Linked DNA regions of Mus musculus: region 1 is linked to region 2. The links are chromatin contacts, found by Hi-C or POLR2A ChIA-PET in ENCODE. All regions are on one chromosome and are shown on one strand. Each heading gives the region's core, a stretch centred on a gene start or an enhancer-like site at or near the end of the contact. The rest is flanking DNA. Distances are from core to core; before and after follow the strand shown. Region 1 holds the start of Ftsj3 (FtsJ RNA methyltransferase homolog 3 (E. coli)). Region 2 holds the start of Ddx42 (DEAD box helicase 42).

Evidence for each region. Hi-C counts contacts between places; a loop is a spot of excess contacts on that map. ChIA-PET counts read pairs that join two places held with the same protein, here RNA polymerase II (POLR2A).
Region 1: a map of gastrocnemius shows a loop between it and region 2 (2.8-fold over the local background). The contact joins the promoter of Ftsj3 here to the promoter of Ddx42 in region 2. A Hi-C loop is called at or near these places in 14 of 37 maps with a recorded cell type or tissue (CH12.LX, T-helper 1 cell, T-helper 17 cell and 6 more). POLR2A ChIA-PET finds 5 or more read pairs at or near these places in 4 of 5 experiments (Patski and embryonic stem cell).

Annotation. Positions count from the first base shown.
Region 1 is chr11:106,254,694-106,257,889 of GRCm38, reverse strand. It overlaps Ftsj3 (FtsJ RNA methyltransferase homolog 3 (E. coli)), which reads left to right and starts at 1,806. Exons shown (of 21, transcript NM_025310.3): 1 at 1,806-2,129; 2 at 2,213-2,305; 3 at 2,465-2,570; 4 at 3,058-3,104. The coding sequence starts at 2,239. It overlaps Psmc5 (protease (prosome, macropain) 26S subunit, ATPase 5), which reads right to left and starts at 1,705. Exons shown (of 11, transcript NM_008950.1): 1 at 1,676-1,705; 2 at 971-1,042. The coding sequence starts at 1,699.
Region 2 is chr11:106,215,227-106,218,355 of GRCm38, reverse strand. Ddx42 (DEAD box helicase 42) reads right to left here and starts at 1,430. Exons shown (of 18, transcript NM_028074.4): 1 at 1,200-1,430. It overlaps Ccdc47 (coiled-coil domain containing 47), which reads left to right and starts at 1,989. Exons shown (of 13, transcript NM_026009.2): 1 at 1,989-2,207.

The DNA of each region.
Region 1 (3,196 bases), core at 557-3,056, 39 kb before region 2:
GAGACTGAGTCCAGCCTGGTCTACATGGGGAGTTGTGGGTCAGTTGCGGGTACATGGTGAGACATTTGTCTAAAGAAGAAAAAGTAAACTAAACGGAAGAACTGCAAATGTGCCTGAGGTTCAGGCATTCTCTCTGCGGCTTCCCTCCCAAACCCATTCTCGCTCCCACTCCCACCTTTGGCCAGTGGTTCCTCTGTAGGTGGTTTTGTTTTCCAGACAGGGCTGTACGTAATCCAGACTGGCTTCAAACTCAAAACACTGCTCCTGCCTCGGCTCTGGAGTGGCAACCTTACAGGTGTAATATTTGACTCTTGGGCCCGGAGAGGTGGATAAATGAGCCAGCCGCTCCTCTAGAGAACCTGGGTTCGATTCCCAGCACCCACATGGCCGCTCACAACTTTCTATAACTCCACTTCTAGGGCATCCTACACTGTCTTCTGGCCTTCACAGGCAAATGTAGGGCACAGACATTGGATGCAAGCAAAACACCCAAACACATAAAACGAAAAACCTGGAAAAGCAAGCAAGCAAGCACACAAACAAAAAATCCTAACTAAACACTATTCCCATCAAAGAGATTATCAATCTACCTTACACAGCTTGGTACCTCCTGACTACAAAGGAGCTGGAGAGATGGCTCAGCAGTCAAGAGGGTTTCTTACTGCTTTTGCAGAGGGCCTGGGTTTAGTTCTCAGCACCTGTAGTAGCTCATAACTATTTGTACGTAACTCAAGTTTCAGGGGATCCACTGCCCTCTTCTGACTTGCACAGACATCTGTATATATGTGATACACATAAGCTTACGCAGGCATATATACATATACACATAAGAAACAGACAAGCAAAGAGCTGCAAACGAACAACATTGGAAAAGAACTCTTTGCTGCACTCCCAGTGGAAAAAGGACACAGAGAAATCTGCACCTACCAGCTCCCGTCCTCCACTAGCTCCCTTTGCTGTCTGTACTCACCTGGAGTTCTTCAATCTTGGACAGATAATATTGACGGAGTCCACTGCCTGCCTTCCCCTCTTCCAGTTCCATCTGAAGACAAGTGTAAGTGTTAAAAAAAAAAAAGAAGAAAAGAAAAGAAAAGAAAAAGAAAAGGCATAAAGTACTAAAGGGTAAAGCCAAAGTATTTTCGAGGCACTCTACCATATAGCTTAAGAAACAAGGTCAGGAAAATACCATTCCCTTTTCCTCAGAAACTGGTATCTCGATGGGCGAGGTCTGTGTGTTTGAACTTCGGAGGCTTAGTTCTTGGTTCTAAGCCTTCATTTCTGAATCCACTACAAGGATGCAATTACCGCCTACCTTCGAGGACTTTTAGGAGTCTCAAGGGGCCATATACCCACCGAGCGCACTGCCCTGTGGCTAGAGCTACACATCCCCAGGGTTTAACTACTACAGACAAAGGCAGAACAGAGGGACCAAGTCCAGGTCGAAGCCCAGGCCATTCCGGCTTGCCAGCTTCATTCAGTTTCCACCCACCCCTGTCCTGCTTTCCTCAGGGCGGCGCTGACACAGCAGATCCAGTCCCAGGCAGAGTCCGGTCTGACGTGATCCACCCACCCCTGATCCACTGGACCCTCTCGCTCGTGGCCACCCCTCACTTCAGATTTTGTGCACTCCACACTCAGCTTGGATGCCGCCCAGCCGCCGCGGCAGAATCCTTACCTGCTCTGGCCCATCAAGCGCCATCTTCCCTCTCTCGGCAGGGATCGCCGGCATCCAAGTCACTCTATCGCGCAGGCGCGGAGGCGAAAGCATGCGCCCTGGGTCACCACCGAGAACAGTTCCGGGTCAATGGGCGGGGTGTGTGGCGATACAAACACAGTGGCTGTATTAGTAGAGGCTCTACTGGAGGTCACTAGTTTTGTGAAGAGATATAGAACTTCTGGTTGATGCTTCCTAGCGTTTAGGATACGAGTTATTGCACTCTACTTCCTAGCCTCTACTTTTAACTTGTAAGGCCTGCTGACAAAAAAATTTTGGCCACACTCAAAATGGCGGAAATCATGACGCCAGGAATGTAGGAAACGCGCGCAGAAGCGGAAGTACGATTACTGCCTACATGTGCTGCTTCCTAAGAGTTGAAAACCTGCGGAGTTAAGGGCTATCTAACGTCTGGGTAAGTGATTGCTCCACCGCCTGAGGAACCGAAGCGAGATCCAGTGCTCGGAAAGACGATCTCACCTTTTTCTTTCTCCCCAGAGTGAGTGATACTCCCCCATCCCGCCATGGGCAAGAAAGGCAAAGTAGGCAAGAGCCGGCGGGACAAGTTCTATCACTTGGCCAAGGAGACTGGTGAGTGGGTTCGCGCTGAGGAACAACATCCCCGTCTTTTCGCTTCTTCTAGTCCCGAGTTCCTTTTCCTTCGAGGGGGTTATGGGATTGTGAGGCTTTCCTCCTGGGAAAGGCCTCCGTAGACGGTATTGCCTTATACACCCACTCTCCACGATCCAGGTTATCGTTCGCGCTCTGCCTTCAAACTGATCCAGCTCAATCGCCGCTTTCAGTTCCTGCAGAAAGCCCGGGCCTTGTTGGACCTGTGTGCTGCGCCTGGCGGATGGTAACGTTTGGCAGGGGCTGCTATGATGACACGTTCCTGGCACTGGTTGGCTTTGAGTTGCTTTTCGGGGAGGATGGGAATCCGATTACACAATTCAGATTAAATATTCCATAGTATGTGTCTCTCTCAAATTTTGGAAGGGAGCGTCATTTTCCCCCTCTTGTGGTACTGAACCTAAGGACTTAACTCATGCTAAGGACTTAACTCATGCTAGGCAGCCCCTCCACCACCGAGTTATATCTCCAATTGCTTTATTTTGAGACAGGGACGCTGAAAAATTGCCAAGGATGGCCTTGAACTTTTGGTCTTAATCTCTTGCCCTCCTTAGTGGCTGGTAATGCAGCCCTGTGTTGCCATGCCCAGCAGGTTGCTTCTTGAATGTATGCATAGACATTTGGCCACTACACTTAACAGGTGCCTCTTAAGGGGATGAGAAGTCACCTTGCCAAGGGAGGATGAAAGGTATTTAAATCTGTCTCTTTCACAGGCTGCAGGTGGCTGCCAAGTTTATGCCTGTATCCAGTCTTATTGTAGGTGGGTGACTCTTGGGTATTTGAGGGGGAGGGGTGGGTTAGGTACTAATTTTGTCCTACATCTTCCTCCACCCTGTAATACTGAGTTAACAT
Region 2 (3,129 bases), core at 181-2,680:
TCTTGAAAAAACAAAAACAAAGACAAACAAAATAATACGTCCAAAAAATGTATATAAAGAGTCTCATGAGTGCAGTGGTCATAGATTTAACACTTAAGCAATTCAAGAGAGAACAGGCACAGAGGCAAGGCAATAACAATTTTATTTTTAAATGAATCACTGCAATTCTCCTTCTAGGTAAAGTAAAATAACATTTTCGCCCTGGAAGAATAAATTTTTATATCAGACTTACTGTTCACTTCCCACCTGTCAGAACAGGATTGGACTCTACAAAGTTTAAACGAATTAAGACATAACCTACCACCCACGACGGGTGGTGATGCACGCCTTTAATCCCAGCACTTGGGAGGCAGAGGCAGGTGGATCTCTGAGTTCGAGGCCAGCCTGGTCTATAGAGTGAATTCCAGGACAGCCAGGGCTACAGAGAAACCCTGTCTCGAAGGAAGAAAAAAAAGAAAAAGAAAAAGACATAATATCTACTCTACTTAATAATTGTTCAGCTTAATAGCTGTTCAGGTATGTGTAGGAGACAATACAGAAATAACACTTGCAAATAGTAACAACAACAACAACACAGTAGGAAAGCCACAAAACCACAGCCTAAAGGGGTAGGGGTGAAAAGGGAAAAAGCTAAGATGACAGAAAAGTTTATATATGCTTCCAAACTTGACTAGTATAATTTTTTCCTTACGATTCTGATACAGGTTTTCAACCCATATATATTATTCAAATCAGGTAGGCTCAAGTAGGCCGCAAAAAGTTTGTAACTATGGTGATGATGTTAATCATGATCTACTCAAGGTTTCACAAAGATCAATGACTATCACAGCCTTCTAATCTGTCAACCTCCGCTACCGAGACCCTCCCCGCCTCCATTTGTGGGTCCGCAATCCCCAACAGCTACCTACAAGGATCAATACTCCTCCACTGGCTCTCACAGCTTCGGAGCCCAGCACCCTGAAAAATCCCTTCCTGGAGCCCATCAAGCACCGCCTCCGGAAAGCCGCCAAGTGGGCCTCGTTAAGACGTGCAAGGAGCAGAGCCGTGGGAAGGCAACGTAGCTCCAGAGGGCCACCTCGGGGCTCCAGATCGCGTACCCATCCCTGCCCGGACCCCCGCAGCCACCCGGGTCCCCAGGCTCTGCCGATTCTTTGTTAAACGAGGCCGAGGTTCCTCCGCCCTCGCCAGGCCCCAGTTACCTCTCGTGTCCCCCGGGCTAGCGGCACTGCGTCTGGCGAGCCCTTCACCCAAACCCGCTGCCGCGGCTGCAGACGCAGTTGCTACTCCAGTCGGCGCGAAAGAACCCCCGCGGCCCTGCGTACGCGCGGTGCGGGACCGCGTCCAGCCGCGCTCTTCCTCCGCCCCCTTCGCCGCCGCCTCACGGCCCGTTGCTGACTGGGGGTAGGGTGGGGGGAGCGTCTGACATGCGCGCTAAGTAGAGCGCGAGCCGAAGGGTGGGGCTGGGGCTACGGCTGCCGAAAGGCGCCAATTAATGCCGCTCTTCCGATTCCGGAACGCAACATAACTACGTCACACACCCCGGACGGGAATCTGGTCCTGGGTGAGGATTGTGTCTGGGTCGTGTAGTGAGGGAGTCTGCAATGAAGAGAGCCGCGGCGATGGGGAACCGCCCGAAAAACTCAAGGTAATAAGGTGTTGATTGGAAACTTCATTTACATAAGAATGTCCACCTTCCCTTAGCTCTTGTCCCTTGCCAAAAACCAAAGCAACACAAAAAACCCACGACTCGGGCAACATTTCCCTTCATGCCTCTGTCCACATGGCCCCATAGACTATGGCCACCTTTAGCTTCCGGAGCATCCGATCAAAGTGACGTCTACCCGACGGACGGAACCCTACGGGAGAAACGCAGCCTCCGCTAGTTAGAGCACTTGTAGCCCAGGGGACGCTGGGGGTTACGTAATTTTCCCAGCAGCCCTAGCTCGCCTTGCGCGGATGTCCTGAAGGCCGCGCCCCGCCCCCACCCCGCGCGCAGGCGCAAACTAGCTGTACGCATTCTACGTAACGGACGGCTGAAGCTACGTGAAGAGTAGGGTGCCGTGACTGAGCTACCTGTTCTGGGCTGTTCAGTGACATCGCGGCCCGCAGATTATCTTTGCGACCTGAAGACAGAAACCAGACAAAGGCAGGCTGGTTGGAGGTAGTGGCCTCAGGAGCCCCGGGCCCGGTTGCAGCCTCGGGTGCAGGTAGGTAGCGGGGCCATGACATTCCAGTCGGTGTGACCGTGCCAGGCCGAGCGGTGACTAAGTTGCATGGCCGCAGAGCCAGGTACTGTTTCCCTCCTAACCAACCCTTTAAGTCCGGCCGGTGGTGACATGCATCAATACCCTCAACTTATCTTTCCAGAATTAAAAGAAAAAAAAAAAGACTAAACCTCTGTCCATCCTTTTCTGCTCCATTTTATGTTGGGCTTTAGGAAGATTTGGGGGAAGGTTTCGAGTAGATCCCAACCAACAGGACAAAATCTGAGAAAATATCTGGTGTGTAGCCAGAAGAATAAAAGAGCATCGAACTAGGCTTCTCCGTGGTGGACCTAGGACTAGACACTAGAAGTTTCACGGAAGCAACCGCTTCTAGAGTCGACCTTACCCGAAGGTTTCTAACATGCAAGTTATTTGTAACCAACACTTTACTTTGTAAGGTGACAGTAATGTCTACATCATTTCTAGAAATTTCATCATTTTGACTGATGCCACAGAGGCCTGGGAGGACAAGCAATGATTGCTACATATACTCCTTTTTACTGAGAGAGCTTGCGGAAGATAATCAAGATGGGTGTGTTAATGTTGTGCCTGGCTTGGAGTCTAGTGTTTTCTGCTTCAGAAGTCCTAGAGGCTGGATGGCCTGGCAGAGAGCTGTGCATCTGAGAAATGGGTTGACAGGTCCAGCTGAGTCTTATCAGAAAGCCAGTGCACAAATGGCTTGGATAATTTTAACATAAATAACCTTGAGGGAGCCTGTATGAATTCCATTAGAAACACTTCTGTGTTGTGAACACTCCTGGTATAGACTGAAATGGCCAGACTGTCAAATTGACAGGGATATGTAGTTACTTCTGCTTGGACAGGGAGCCACTAAAGCAGACGCTCTTTGTTCTTTGAGGCAGTG